2 separate regions of the Mus musculus genome follow, and region 2 is linked to region 1. The links are chromatin loops, found by intact Hi-C in ENCODE. Cell type or tissue: left cerebral cortex. All regions are shown on one strand.

The links. A loop is a pair of places that touch in the nucleus more often than their neighbours do. Peaks named below come from ENCODE experiments on the same cell type or tissue, not always from the same donor. Only the 100,000 strongest peaks of a DNase experiment are listed, where the experiment ranks them.
Region 2: a loop joins it to region 1, with 5 times the contacts of the local background. A loop is called at or near these places in 4 of 42 quality-filtered maps.

The regions. Positions count from the first base shown.
Region 1 is chr10:75,582,072-75,590,071 of GRCm38, reverse strand. Ggt1 (gamma-glutamyltransferase 1) reads right to left here. Exons shown (of 15, transcript NM_001379537.1): 11 at 5,065-5,252; 12 at 4,787-4,914; 13 at 4,573-4,685; 14 at 4,368-4,481; 15 at 3,879-4,191. The coding sequence ends at 4,045. Ggt5 (gamma-glutamyltransferase 5) reads right to left here and starts at 691. Exons shown (of 12, transcript NM_011820.5): 1 at 190-691. The coding sequence starts at 362. In left cerebral cortex, a CTCF peak has its summit at 3,673 (motif pointing left); DNase peaks (open chromatin) are centred at 692 and 3,657; H3K4me3 peaks cover 393 bases.
Region 2 is chr10:75,761,039-75,769,038 of GRCm38, reverse strand. Cabin1 (calcineurin binding protein 1) reads left to right here and starts at 4,682. Exons shown (of 37, transcript NM_172549.3): 1 at 4,682-5,014. It also overlaps the pseudogene Gm19326. In left cerebral cortex, CTCF peaks have their summits at 2,790 (motif pointing right), 3,689 (motif pointing right) and 4,534; DNase peaks (open chromatin) are centred at 3,759 and 4,662; H3K4me3 peaks cover 2,014 bases; H3K27ac peaks cover 808 bases.

The DNA.
Region 1 (8,000 bases):
ACATACACCATTCTGTGCAAGGGCCCTGGGACTGTTGTAGGAAGCCAAACCACACATGGCCTTTACCCCACCGCAAGCACAGCCGGCACTCGCGTGTCCCTCTTCACACCCCCACCACAGTTACACAGTCTCCAGGCACAACCCGCTAGCTGCCAAGGGCCACTGAGCTCACACCCACTTTTTACTCACCGTCCAATATCCGAGCAGATCTTGGAGTCAGCCGCTACCGCAGCACGCGTGAAGGCACCGGGACCACAAGAGGCTTGACGAGGAGAAAGGACCGCAGCCAACACAACGATAACCAGACCTAGACCTACACCCAGCAGGACCAGGCAGACCGTGGCCCTGTGACCCCAAGCCATGGCTCAGTGGCCCAGGGACAGAGAGGGAGGCAACTGGACACACAGGGCAGTGGACAGACAGAGACAGACAAACTGACTGACAAACTGAAGGGAAAAGAAGCTACACAGGGTGATCTCAGGCTATTGGACAGAGGGGAAAGATCGATGGGTCAAGACAGACAGCCACACAGGCCAGACAACTGGACAGAAAGGATGACGGACAGCCTTACAGATAGGTGGCCAGGCAGGTTACAGAGGAGAAACAGGAAGCCAGCCAGCCTGGGTTTATGGATAGACAGACGGCAGGCTGTGGCCAGGCTGCTGCTACACTCTCCTCCAGAGGCAGAACTAGCCACAGGTCTGAACTTGCAGTTTTCAGCTCCCGAGGCTCAACCCTGGAGGCAAGCCAGGCATCTACAGGGAGTTTTTTTTTTCTTGAGAAGAGCCAGCTGCCGCTGTTAACTCTTCCATCGCCAGTTGATCCCATGGCCTGCCCTGCTGCCCCAACACCACCCAAAGACTCCTCAGTCCCAGTGCCATTGGAAATGTGATGCTTGATGCACCCAGGGGAACTGGGACATGGAACTCAGGGAACCTCTCTCACTGTTTTCCTGCCTCCCAACAGCTCAGGGTCAGGGTGTCTCCTGCAGGGTGAAACTCCATTCCCCAGCTTCCACTCCCAACTGGTTCCACCCAGGCAGCCTCTCAATGCAATCACCCAGCTGGTACAGAGATGGGGCTGAAGGTAGACCAAGGTAGCCACTCAGGACCGTGCTGTTTTAATTTTTAAAATTTTTATAGAAATGAATCTTTTAAAATATTTTAAAGATTTATTTATTTATTTATTTATTTATTTATTTATTATATGTAAGTACACTGTAGCTGTCTTCAGACACACCAGAAGAGGGCATCAGATCTCATTACAGATGGTTGTGAGCCACCATGTGGTTGCTGGGATTTAGAGTCAGGACCTCAGGAAGAGCAGTCAGTGCTTTTAACTGCTGAGCCAGCTCTCCAGCCTCGTCGGGACCGTTTTATTACAGCCTGGCACAGCCTCATCCAAACATCTGAGCATGGGGTGGGAAGGGAGTGGGCAGGCAGGCCAGATGTCCAGTGCCCTGACACCCAGTGCTGCTGACACACAGTGCTGGGACATAGTGACCCATAAACTCAACCTTAGACCTCTAAAGGACGAGGCTGCCCTGCTCAAGTGCCCTCCCTTTTTCTGCAGCTCAGAGGCCCACTTGCTGAGTCCAGAAGAACTCAGGGCTATTTCTGTGCTGGTGAGCCTCCTCCTCTGGGAGCCTGGCTTGGGTCCTATCTTTCCATGATCTCAGGATGTTCCAGTGGGAGGCAGCTGGAGCAGTGAGGACCCACCAATGTGCTCTCGTGATCAGAATTAATACATGTGCAGGGCAGAAGAGCTCTTGGTTTCAGGCCTTCCCATCATTCCTCACTCTCTTTCCACTGAGCATGCCCCCCGCCCCCATCTTCGTACCCCCCGGCTTGGCAATGCCAAAAAAAAAAAAAAAAAAAAAAAAAAGAGGCCCAGAGAGGGAATGCCCGCACTGGCCACCCATCCTGTTAAGTGTCACACCCAGAGTCCCTGCTAAGCCTGGACAAGGGAGGCTGTTTCCTGTAAGCCTGTTCCCACATCTTCCTAGAGGAAGAGGGGAGTGTCTGTGGGAGTCTTCCCCATCCCAGTTGTCCCCAACACTACAATGTCATGTCATTGCTCAACCAGGAACCAAAGCACATTCTTGAATGTAGGCCAGTCCACTCACGGGCCACTGTCCCCTAAGGCCAAAGCAGTATGGGGGGAACAAGCAGACACAAGGGTAGGTTATCTTCCCCTCCTGGTCCCTGGCTGGGACATCCTGGTCAGGCGCAGACCAGAGTTCAGAGGCAGTTCTACGGATTCTCAAGGCTTGCTATCATACTGGACTTGGCTGGGAAGGCCAGGTCTGGTGGCTCCAAAGGCCCTTATCCAGGAAGTAACATGGAAAGGCACTAGAAAGGGGATGGTCACTCAAGTCCCCAAGTCTCCAAAGAAGCTCTGGGCTATACGCAGTGGGTCTGGGAGAGCGCGGTACACTTCAAGCACCCTGGGTCCATGGAAATCTCCGGCCAGTCCAGTGGGGCATGAAACACTGATATACCATATCTTAATATATTGGCCTAGGGAATCCTGCCTTCTCCCCTTCAAATATGGATTGAGGAATGGCTGGCACCCCCCCCTTCAGCCCAGCTTCTGTGTTCCCCAAGGAGCCCCAGAGATAGAGAGCTTTAGAGCTCAGACATGGAGCACACCTACAGGAAAACCCTGCTTTCCCATGGGCAGGTTGGAAACACCAGGACTTCTAGCCTCCTGGGACCCTCCTCCAGCCACTGGGTCCCTTCCCTCAGGGACCCCCAACTTGTGCTCACTTTAAGGGGCAATATTTAGCTCCTAGGCTGTGACTACCCCGGTGGCTCACTTCTACATTGTCTCCAAGTGTCTCTTTACCTCGTGGTCACAGCTGTGAGTTCTATAGACCTTGACACAGCATGAGGGGCTGCCCTTAAAGAGTGTGTTGGCTAGTTTTATATCAACTTGACACAAACTAGAGTCATCAGAGAGGGAGCCTCAACTGAGAAAATACCTCCATAAGATCTAGCTGTGGGCAAGCCTGCAGGACAGTTTTTAAATTAGTGATGGATGGAGGAGGGTTTAGCCTATTGTGGGTGGCGCCATCCCTGGGCTGAAGGTCCTGGGTTCTATAAGAAAGAAGGCTGAACAAGCCATGAGGAGCAAGTCGCACTCTTCCATGGCCCCTGTATTGGCTCCTGTCTCCAGGTTCCTGGCCCGTCTGAGTGCCTGTCCTTACCTTTCATGGTCAACTGTGATGTGGAAATGTAAGCCAAATAAACCCTTTCCTCTCCAAGCTGCTTTGGTCATGGTCTTTCATTGCAGCAATAGAAACCCTGACTAACACAAGGAGGGATGTATCTAATGGTGCTCTTCTGGGCTCATCCATTGTGAGCTGTGTTCCCCTTGTGGATCTGTGGGTTTTCTATAGCTGGCGGACCTGCTGGGACTGTCTGTTTGTTTGAGAACTGGGCCTCTTGCAAGACAAGCTTGGCTTTCACTCTGGGTTTGTGCTTGGAAAGTGACCTCAAGTATGGCCTTAGCCAAATTGCCTTGTTTTTGTCTCTAGTCTACTCTCCTTCAGTTTTACCCCCTAAGTGCGGGCCAATGAGAGCCCACATCTGTCCTAGAAGCATTCTCCACCCACAGCTACAGTGTCATTGCTTTGTTCCAGTTAATGGCAAGGTCGGGGCGCCCTCTAGTGGCTGATATTGCAAGTGTCACTGCTTAGGACAATTTAGGTGTTCTGTTTACCCCATCCCCCTAACTCTCAGGCACGGTGGGATTCCCCCCACTTAAAGGTTGGTGTTAGCTTCATGACTTAACATCACGGTAAGTCTTAGGATCCTGCCTTGTCATTTTCCAAGTGAGATGACTCCATTTCATACACAAGACACTAAAGTCCATGATATGGAAAGTTCAGCCCGCAAAGGCTTCCCGCAGCTTGGCGGTGGCCTCCATTTATTGCGCTCCCTCTGTCCCACCCAGAGGCGGCATGTTCTCCAACGTCCCACTCTTGCTCCTGTTCCCATTCTCGTCCCTTGGCTGCGGGTCAATCTTGCCTCTTCCGGGCACTCAGTAGCCAGCAGGTTCCCCGCCTTTTCTGGAGTCTGAGGCAGCTGCCCAACCACCTGATGCTCGAACGACAGCCTGAACTACAGCGATGAAGGTGGGCGTGACTTCTGTATGGTGGTGCCGAATCTTCAGGCCTGCAGTCACCACCTGGGGTGTGTGTGTGTGTGTGTGTGAGAGAGAGAGAGAGAGAGAGAGAGAGAGAGAGAGAAAGGACAGGGCACGTCTCAGCAGGGCCACAGATTTGTCGTAACTCAGAAGATGCCAGCCTCTAGGATGCTCTCTCATCCCACACCATGATTCTGTCTCCTCAGCTCCCAGCCTACCTGATCAATGTCTTTCTCTACCGTTGTGGTATTAGGTAAAAGCTGGTTGTGCAGCCGGGGCTCCTCCACAGCTCTCTTCACATCGTATCCGAACCACAGGCTGTTGATGATGGCCTGGCGGGAAAGGATACCAATATGTCAGTATAGCCCAGGAGCAAGGGCAGAGAGAGACAGGAGCAGGAAAGGGCAGGCAAAAGGCACATACCAGTGCAACAGATGTGGTGATCTGGGTACCCCCTGAGGCTCCGACCACCATGCGAACCTGGCCGTCCTTATCCAGGATGATTGAGGGACACATGGATGAAAGAGGCTGCTTACCTATGATCCATAGGAGGAGACAGGGGGCTGGTCTGCTGCCTGCCTAGGGTACCAGCCCCCTCCCAACTCATGCCCTGCATCCCAGGATTCCCACCCTGCACCTGGCTTGATGAAGTTGGCTGGTGAGGGGGCTACCCTGAACTGGTTGATGAAGTTGGGCGAGCTGAAGTCATCCATCTCATCATTAAACAGGATGCCACTGACCCGAGACAGGACCTTGGAGCCAAAGCTGAAGATAGGCCAGCTCAGATAATGATATACAACCCAGCCATTCCCCACCTGGTCCCCACCCAGCCCAGGCCAAGAGCACTTACTAGGAGCCCCACCCACCCACCCACCCCCAGGTCCCTGCTCTGCCCAGCAGCTGCACAGCCCCTACTAGAGGTTGATGGTACTAGTGGCAGCCACAGCACTGCCATCCTCTGAAACCGCAGACAGGTGAGCGGTGCCTCCATCATCCTGAAGGTAGAATTCAGGCTCATAGTAGGCGGCTGGGTGGGTGGTTTCATCAGTGATGCGGGCTCGGAGCTGGGTGGCGTAGAACTCAGAGCTCATGTTGCGGATCACCTGCCGAGACCCCAGAGCTGGCCTGAGGAGGTTAGGAGGGAGGAGGCGGGAAGGGGATGCAACAGGGCTGTCCCAGCTGGTCTTAGGAAGCCCCAGCCGCGGATCTTACCTCTATGCTAAACCAGGACCTCCCCAGGACTAGGGACAGTACCTTCTAAATCCCGTCCGACACCCTCTTTAACCTCCAGCCTGTGACTGTCTGTCCCTCAAGCCACTAGACCCTTGCCATGTTCTTACATGATCTGTGTGATTGTTTATGGAACTTGTGGTCAGAGCTGAAGAATCAGCAGGGAAGATTCGAGTCTTGAACAGTGTAACATGGAGAGAACACTAGTAGGCAGGGAGAGTATTGGAAATGGGAGGCCAGACGACAGGAATAGAGAGGCAGGAAGCATTCTAGTGGAGAGCCCTGAATGAAACCTGAGGGGTAAGGCTGGTGAGATGGCTCAGCGGTTAAGAGCACTGACTGCTCTTCTGGAGGTCCTGAGTTCCAATCCCAGCAACTACATAGTGGCTTATAACCACCCGTAATGAGATCTGACGCCCTCTTCTGGTGTGTCTGAAGACAGCTACAGTGCACTTACATATAATAAATAAGTCTTTAGGGAAAATAAACCCTCTGATAATGGAGAATGAACAGGATGAAGGAAGAGGCTTGACTTCGGCTTTTTGCTACAAGCCACACAGGCTTGGGGTAGAGGAGTAAGCAGGATGAGAAAGATTTTCATAGGTTCCATCTGGGGGGGTCCCAGAGAAGACTGTGGACAACCACCACATGACAGATGAAGATGTCACTGTGGGTGGGAGAAAAATATAGTGGCCTTGAGGTCTTTGGCCTGGAGTTGTCGTTACCTGGGAAAATAAACACTAAAGAAGGAGCAGATGGAGGGGCAGCTAGGGACTTGCTTGCTTTGGGACACACAGCCACGACACACTAAAAAACTCAGCTTGGGTGCGTGGGCTCATGAACACAGGTTCCTGTGTGAAGTTCACAGGCAAGACAAAGATGCAAACATGGTATGGGCATAGGACGGCTGCTGAGAGCTATGGGTGGGAGAGGATGGGGAGGTAGAGGAAAAGGGGGCACAGCCAGAAAGAAAGGGACCCCGGGACCTGTCAGGTTAGGCTAAAGGCCAAGCAGACGACTCACCTGCAGGAGACTTTCCCTGTCTTCCTAGCCATGCAGTGGTTGATAAATCCCTCCCCTGTTCAGAATCTATCTGGAAAGCTGTAGCAGTCTTTCCAGGTTTCCAGACTCTAGGAGTGAAACACTAAGTCCTAGCCCACAGTCAGTTCAAGTCACCCTGCAGCTCTTTCTAGCTCCACCCACTAGCTGATTCTGGGACCCCTGAAGCTGTAGGACCAGCAGACACCCCACCTGCCTATGAGTCTCTGACTCTAAGGTACTCCCCAGATTCTCAGGTTCCAGAATGGCCCATGCCATTCTTGTTCCCCCCAGTGAAAAGTACAGACTCTAGGCTGCCACATTCTGGAACGTCTGGACTACTCGTATAGTGGGGTCCATCTCAACTAACTGTGACCTCTCTTTTACCTCCATTTAAGTCATACATTAACAAGATTCCCTTTGCCCTCCCTCACAGTGCAAGATACCCTGTTCCATTTCCACCAAAGCCCTAAAACAGTCCCCACTGTTCTTTCTGGGCAGTATCAGGTCTTCTCTTTTCTCTCTAGACCCTGCCAAACTCTCCTTGGCATCAAATAAATCCCATTTCCCTTCCCTGGGGCATGGTCACACATGCTTTTAATTCTAGCACTCAAAAAGAAGAGACAGGAAGAAGGTCTCTGTGAATTCAAGGCCAGCCTGGTCTAAGGAGTGAATTTCAGGTTAGTTGGAGCTACATAGTTAGTGAGACTCTGTCTCAAAAAAAAAAAAAACAAAACTTGTATGGCTTCAGAGCACAGTGTGGCTCAGGGTTCCTTATTATATCAGACCAGCAATGCCTGGCGCATGAACTACCCAGTTCAAGCGAAGGCATGTGGCAACCTGGATCTGCTTAACAGAAGCAGAACAAGGCTATCACCATGCTTCCAGACCACTGCTTTAGAAACCAGTAAAACAGCAGAGGTCCGGCGGTGTGGCGGTTAATTTGACTGTCTACTTGATTGCGCTGGAAGCCTCTCAGGTGGTTAGTAAAACCCTCACGTCTGTATGCGTCTGTGCTTTCTCAGAAGTCTGGATCTCACGGCTCTGACCTCAGTGGTTGGATCCATTGATAGTTTTGAGATCTTCATATGTGTTGCAGGCTGGCCTTGACTTGTGCCTCAGTCTCCCTAATGCTCGGGGTGACATGTGTGGCTTGGATCGGAAGTGTCAATGAACTACTGGAAAGTGATGGCCATCTGGAAGGCAGAGCCTTTATTGGGGATCATGGATTCGTCACTGGGGATGTGCTTTTGAAAGATGGATCATGGCCCTGGTCCCTTCCTGTGTCTTCTGCTTTCTGGTCACCACAGAGTCATCTTTGCTCCACTATATCTTTCTGCCATGATGGTCTATCTATCTGTTTTACTGCAGGCTCAGAAGCCTGTTCCTCTCTGGTTTTGTCACAGCAACCAAATGATCTACCATAAGAGGCCTGGTGGCAAAGGGTAGGATGTGATTTGATTAATGTTAAACCTAAAAGATACGGAGACCCTGGGGTGGGGGCTCCACCTCTGGCAGATAATGAGTCATGTGACCCTGATGTTGGTTTTTCTCACACAATGCGTGTGACACCCTTGCTTTCA
Region 2 (8,000 bases), 180 kb before region 1:
TTTTACACCTTACAGTTGTAGCCTATCATGAAATAAAGTCAGGACCGAAAGAAACCTAACGCAGGAACCTGGAGGAGGCAAGAATTGTAGACAATAGATGATGTCTACTGGTTGTGGTGGTTTGAATAAGAACGTCCCCCACAGACTCATGTGTTTGAATGCTTGGCCTATTGGGAGTGGCACTATTAGGAGGTGTGGCCTTGTTGGAGGAAGTGTGTCACTGTATGGGGTGGGCTTGAAGGCCTCCTATGTTCAAGCTCTGCCCAGTGTGGTACACAGTCTCCTTCTGCTGCTTGTGGATCGAGATGTAGAACTCTCAGCTTCTTCTCCAGCACCATGTCTGCCTGCATGCTGCCATGCTTCCCACCACTGTGATAGTTGACTGAACTTCTGAAACTGTAAGCAAGTCCAATTATACGTTATCTTTTTTTTTAAAGATTTATTTATTTTATGTATATGAGTACACTGTAGCTGTACAGATGGTTGTGAGCCTTCATGTGGTTGTTGGGCATTGAATTTTTAGGACCTCTACTCGCTCCTGTTGGCCCTGTTCGCTCAGTCCCTGACTGCTCCGAATCAAAGATTTATTTATTATTATACGTATGTACACTGTAGCTGACTTCAGACACACCAGAAGAGGGTGTCAGATTATGGGTGGTTGTGAGCCACCATGTGGTTGTTGGGATTTGAACTCAGGACCTTAGGAAGAGCAGTCAGTGCTCTTATCACTGAACCATCTCACCAGCCGATATTATCTTTTATAAGAGTTACTGTGGTCGTGATGCTTCTTCATAGCAATAAAACCCTAACTAAGACACTGGCTTTCTTTTTTCCAACAATAGTTTTTTTGTTTGTTTGTTTGTTTAATTCACTTCACAGTCCCCTTGTCGTTTTTTTTTTTTTTGTTTGTTTGTTTAATTCACTTCACAGTCCCCTTGTCGTGTCCCACTCGACCAGCAAGAAAGACCAACCACCGGTTCTTCTTTAAGCAGTTTACTCAGGCAGCTACTTACTTTAAATCCCCTAGCCTCTCTTGTTACAAGTGTTTTTCTCTCCACTCCAGCCACAACCACGCCCCCACCAATCACCACAGGTCACATCACCTCACCAGGAAGCTTGCTCAGCCAATCAGGGATTAAGGGCAGGCCATCCACCAAACATGGGCTTGTTTACTACCTGGAGCAGACTTCCATCTTGCTGACCAGGAAGTCTGGAATGGCTCCCTACATCCCCTTCTTTTTTTCCTTCCAGTTCCACCCCAAATCTATCCTCCCCTTGCTCCTCCTCTTCTTCTCTCCCCTCTTCCTGGGTACCACACTACCCTGGGACATCTAGTCTTAGCAGAACACACTGGCTTTCTTTACATAACTTTTGTCTGCTCTTTCTTTCGTTTTCTCTCTCTCTTTCTCTGTTTCTTTTTCATGTTTACAATAGACATTTATTTAAAGTGAGACATAGGTAGAGCAAATATTTCTTAAATTGTGATTCAGATTGAAATAACTTTGTAGAAGTATGGTGAGACCAGGCACACCCACAGATCTTATCTAAAAGATCACTTCTTCCCCCACTCCTCTCTCTCCTTTCTTTCCCGAATAACCTCTTTTAGATAGGGTTCAAGGTAGAATTTGTCCTCCTCATATGTTGTCCACTGATCCTTAGGCAAGATCCTATGCCTCATAGTCAGGCTCTCTTAATTCGAAACAGCCTGTCATAAAGGTCCTCAGGAAGCCTTCTTATGGCTTCTTTTACATCTTCAGTTTCATGTAGTGTAGCATCTCGCATTATCCCCAGTTTATTGAATCCTGCAGCGTTATAATACCACTTTCGAAAACCATCCAGCCACTTGCTTGATGCTGCAACAGCAGATTGACCCGCCATTTTGACCTAAGAGTCTTCTGTCTGCTTTCATACACAACCCAGGATCATCTGACTAGTGGTGGCACCTCCCACAACGGGCTGGGTCTTCCCACACCAATTATTAATCAAGAACACACCCTCTAGACTTTTTATAGACTTTGCCTAGAGAGGAATCTGATGGGCGCACTGTCTCAGCTGAGGTTCCTCTTCCCTGGTGACTCTAGCTTGCTTCAAGCTAACAAAGCAGCTAAGCAGGGCGGAAAGAAAGCTGTGCATCTTCTAAGTTTGAGAGGCTGACTGGAGCTCATTTAGTTTCTGAGACTGATAAGCCAACCTCTTCTCTCTACCAGCGGGTGTTGGAATTCTGAGGACACCTGAGGATGGCACTGACATGGACCTCTCAGCGGGAACTCAGCGGGAATGGAAGACAAACAGTCTTACCATATTGAATCTGTCACCCCTACCACATACACTGATATTACCTGTCGGCTTGCATAGAAAGGTCTCTCACTTCTCAAATGTTCTCCCCACCCCAAGGTAGCTCCGAGCTATCTCTCTGTCAATTCTGTTCTGTTTGAGGCTCTGGCATGATCAATATTTCTTTCACCTTTGAACCCTTACCCTGTAGACCCCGGCATGGGGTCTATTTTTCAAGAACCGAGTGATGGAAACTGGATCCAATAAGCATACTATACTATTCGTGCTATATTTGTGGTTTTGAGAATGGCTCTTTCTAGGTGGCCCTGACTGACCTGAATCTGTTGTGTAAAACAGGCTAGCCTTGAACTTGAAGTGATCCTCCTGCCCCAGCTTCCCGAGTGTGCACAGGCAGAAGTCTCACCACCAAGACTCACTGTTTACACAATTTTAATAATTTTTCTTTCTGTTCCTCTACCCTCTTGCAGTCTATACTTTTTTTTTTTTCTTTTATGTATGTGGGTACACTGTCGCTGTCTTCAGACACACCAGAAGAGGGCATCAGATCCCATTACAGATGGTTGTGAGCCACCATGTGGTTGCTGGGAATTGAACTCAGGACCTCTGGAAGAGCCAGTTGGTGTTCTCCAACCTCCAGTCTATACTTTTCTGAAGTCAAAGTTGGTAATATATTTTTTAACCTCTTGGAATATTAATAAGGTTGTTTTCTTTGTACCAGACTGATTGAATTATGCACCATGATTCTTACTGTTAATGTTTTCTTTTTAAACAAGCCTTGCTCCCCCGCCCCCCGCATTTTGTTGTTGTTGTTTGGTTTTTGTTTTTCTACACAGGGTTTGTGTTACCTTGTGTTACCCTGGGTGTCTTGGAACTCACAGAGATCACCTGGTCACTCTGCCTCTGCTTCCCAAGTGCTAGGATTAAAGGCGTGTGCCACCATGCCCAGCTTTAAATAAGTTTTCAAACTCTTACAATATGGGGGAAAAAAGCCGTAACATTCATTGTTAAAAATTTTATGTGAGCTGGGCAGTGTTGGCACACGCCTTTAATCCCAGCACTTGGGAGGCAGAGGCAGGTGGATTTCTGAGTTCGAGGCTAGCCTGGTCTACAGAGTTCCAGGATAGCCAGGGCTATACAGAGAAACCCTGTCTCAAAAAACCAAAAAAAAAAAAAAAAAAAAATTTTAATGTGTTCTTTCAGAGTTCCTGAGTTCAATTCCCAACATGGTGGCTTGCAACCATCTGTAATGGGATCCGATGCCCTCTTCTGGTGTGTCTGAATACAGATATTGTGTACTTACATTCATAAAGTAAACAAACCTTTTTTTAAAAAAAATTATGTGTATGAGTGTTTTGCTTGCATGTATGGCTGTGTACCACATTGTGCAGTTCCAGAAGAAGCCAGAAGAGGGCGTTGGAGATCGTCTTGAACTCTTGAACTGAAATTACAGCCGGTTGTGAGCTGTGCCAATGCTGGTCTTCAAACCAAGGTCCCCTGGAAGAGAAGCCAGTGCTCTGAACTGCCAAGACGGCTCTGCAGCCCCTTAGTGTTATTTAAATCATTCTTGTGGGATACTTTGCCACCAGGGATTCCAGCAGTGTGGAGCTCCTCCCTAAAGGGTTGCATCAACTCCCAAAATACTAACCTCTCCTTATCAGGTTTTTCTGCTCAAAAACCGGTAAACTTCTCTGACACGTTTCTTAAGCGGGTCTGCTCCCCCGCCCTTTGGTTTTTAAATCATTTGCGTTTCTAAGTCGTTCATGTATCTAATCCCTGCTCTTGGGAGACAGAGGCAGGCTTATCTTTGTGAGTCGGAGAGCCTGTAAATACGGAGTTCCAGACCAGGCAGAAGAGGCGAGGCCTGGGCACCATAACAAGTTCCAGCTCCCTATCTAGTTCTGCTTGCGTGTCGCTTGGGTTTCCAATCATTATCGTCAGAACACCTGCTCCGGGTCTTTGGCAGCAATGCGCTTGTTTTAGTGAATGGGGGGGGGGGGGGTTCTAGTTTGTAAACTCGCGTTCATAAAGCGTGCGTGCAAGTGGTAGTATGTGATGGCCAGTAACCTTAGCAAGCCGGAGTCCGAAGCCGGAGGATAGCCACGAGTTCGAAGCTAGTTTGGGCTGCACTAGTGAGACACTGCTTAAAACAAACCAGACCAAAATAAAACACAATAGCAACAACAAAACCAAAGCAAAATAAAACAAAACTGTTAAGTCCTGCAGGTAGCGGAGCGCAGCAGCAGCAGGCAGCAGCGTTCCCACGCGCGCGAGTCAAAGACACAGCGCACAGCGAACCCGTGGGTCCGCCCAAACAGCCTACTCCGATTGGCTGATAAGGCTGACACTTCAGCCAATGAGAGCGTTCCTTGTTGGTTTGTCGCGCGCAGGAGTCTGGGAGCTCCGGCCGTTGCCCTGGAGACGCCGGTCGAGTTCCGGGGAGCAAGGGCTGTGTGTGTCTGCTAAGTGTGCGCACGGCTCCCGTGAGCGCGAGGAGGTGGAACCACGCGAGAAGACCCGCTCTTCCCCTTCCTCCCGGGCGCGGTGGGCCGAAGCCAGGCTCGAGACCCGAAGGCACGGGCGCGGGTCTTCTGCCCACGCTGGCTTCTTCTCGCTTCCCGCAGCCTCGCCCGGTGGCGCCTAGGGTGGGTCACAGTGACCGCAGCTCGAAGCCATCCCTTTCGGTGCGTCCTTTCGTTCACCTTCACCGCAGCCCAGCGAGGTGAGTGTGATGTGAGTACCATTTCCAGGGGTGGAAACTGAGGCCGAGGGAAGGTTTTAAACGACTTTAAAGTTCCGGTGCGGCTTACCCCGACTGCAGCCATTCTGCTCAACACCCTCCATGGAGGAGGCAGGTAGAACGACTTCACCTGGCGCTGTCAGGTTTCTGCACTTGTGGACTTTGCCGCTTAACTCTTCAAGACGTGACTTCTTATAGGTCATCAGTGTGGCCTATTGAACCTCATCTGGGTAAAGTTCCTTCTATGTGATTGATTAATTTGCTTAGGAATAAAATTTAGAATGATCTCCTTCAGGGGTTGGCACACTCTTGTAGATAGATTTATATTTTATGTTGTAAATTTAATTTAAAAAAAAACAATACTTTTAATGGTAAGTGTTTTAGATTTGGGGTGGCTGTTCAATTGTTTCATTAATAAAGTCAAAGACAATATATGAGACAGTGTGTCACTATAATTTTATTTATAGATACTGAAAGCTGAATGGAAATAATTTTTATGTAATTGTCATGAATCAAGAGGTTGGTTGGTTGGCTGGTTGTTTTCCTCATTAGAAATGTAAAAAAGAAAAAAAAATCCTCCTTTCGGGCTGTATAATAGCAGTGGATGGTGAACCTACAGGCCATGTCTAGACCAGCATGTCACATCATAGAGGAAACAGGCATAGAGAGGGGCATTTATGTTAAGTCAGTCTCTCACACACAGTTCTACCATAACCTCAAGACTGCCAGAAGTCAGGTGTCATAGTTAGGGTTTTACTGCTGTGAACAGACACCATGACCAAGGCAAGTTTTATAAAGGACAACATTTAATTGCGGCTGGCTTACAGGTTCAGAGGTTCAGTCCATTATCATCAAGTCGAGAACATGGCAGCATCCAGGCAGGCATGGTGCAGGAGGAGCTGAGAGCTCTACATCTTCATCTGAAGGCTGCTAACAGAAGACTGACTTCCAGGAAGCTAGGACTAGGGTATAAAATCCCACTCCCACAGTGACACACCTCTAACAAGGCCACACATCCAAATAGTGCCACTCCCTGGGCCAAGCATATGCAAACCATCACACTGTGTGTAATGGTGTGTGTGCCTTTAATCCCAAGCACTGTGGAGGCCGAGACAGGTGGAACAGAGCAAGTTCCAGGATAGTCAGAGCTACACAGGGAGACCCTACCTTGAAAACTCCCTTATCCCTGACAAGAAAAATTGCCAGGCTCCTAGACCCTAGTAGGCCCCTTGGTTGCCTTTCACTAACTGGATGGCAGAGCTGAGGGCCATAAATAGCTTTTCTTTACTATGATCTTAAGCAATGGAAACTTCATAGAGTTTGGAAACAGACCTGCTATGTCAGTGCACGCTTTTAATCTCAGAACGCAGGAGGCAAAGGCATGTGTTTATCTCTCTCAGTCTGGTCTATATAGCAAGTCCAGGCCCAGTCAACTGGCACTACATAGATTCTGTGTTTAAAAGAAGAAGAAGAAAAAAAAGGGTAGGGTGGGGGTTAGAAACTTGAGATTTTTTTTTTTTTTTGGAGACAGGGTTTCTCTGTGTAACTCTGGCTGTCCTGGAACTCACTCTGTAGACCATGCTGGCCTCGAACTCAGAAATCCGCCTGCCTCTGCCTCCTGAGTGCTGGGATTAAAGGCGTGCACCACCATGCCCGGCGAAACTTGAGAATTTAAAATGTGTTATTCTTAGAAAACTGCAACAGTTAGGCTGGGAATTGATAAGTGATTATAGATTAAGCATCCTAGTCTGAAAATCTTAATTTCCCCCAAATCCAAAACTTTTGAGTGCAGAGATGACTGTGGAAATTCTGTACCATGATACTTTGTTCCATGTACAAATTATTAAACATTTTATGTAAAATTATCTTCCGGCTATGTGCATAAAGTATATGATGAAGTAAGTTTTGTGAAACTAGGATGTCCTTGAATTTGAACCATCCTTCAGGTTCCTCATTCTCCTGAATGCTGGGATGACAGGCCTCCAATCCCAGCTTTAAAAAAAAGTGTTTGATTAACTGATAGATTAATCTTGTGTATGAGATGACGGTGGGGCCTGAGTGCCGCAGCACCATTGGAGCTCAGAGGACAGCTTTGTCCATGTGGTTTCCGGGGATCCAATTCCTGTTCCTTTATCATCCTAGCCATCTCGCAGCAGTCAAGGCGTTTGCTGTAAGCATCACTTCTTAAAGGTCACACTGTCTGCCAGCATTGACCCACCGAGGCCCAGGAATCTTTTGGGGAACATGCTGAAGTTGACCCTCAAGCGCAGCACATGCACACTGGAGTGTAACTCTGGACCTGACCTCTCTGTGGCAACATGTGCTGCTTCCTCTCATTTCATCCCTTAAGGCTTTATGTAGCATGTGTTATAGTTTGTGTTTATAACATTGGATAAAGCTTATTCTCTTCTTAGCAGGTTTTTTTTTTTCACTTTGTACTTAGGTAGTCTTACATTTTTATTTTTCTAGATGGTCCTTGATGTCATCTTGTCTGTTATCTCGGTTTTGGGGGGCACTGCATGAGGTTTATGTGGTAACTTCGGGAGAACTGACACCTTGTATCCTACCTGAGGAGAAGAGATGCGTTACACAGGAGTCACACTCTGAGTTGTGTTCTACAATTTTCCCTGTGTACATTGCAGATCTCTTACTAAGGACTTTATCTTGTTGGTCCTGCCAATAGGATTTTCTGCACTATCATATTGTCTATTTATGGTTTGTATGAATCAATTTTTACATTAAATTATCATTATTATCTTTAAATTATTTTAATTTTAAAATTACGTATGTGTGTGGGTATGTGCACATGATGTGGTTGCTCAGGGAGGCCCGAGATGTGCATCAGCTCCTCAGGAGCTGGAGGTAAAGATGGCTGGAGCTACTTGATGTTGGTGCTGGGAACCAAACTATGTTCTCTTCTGGAGCAATCCATGCTCTTTGTTGCTGAGCCAGGTTCCAGCTCTGTACT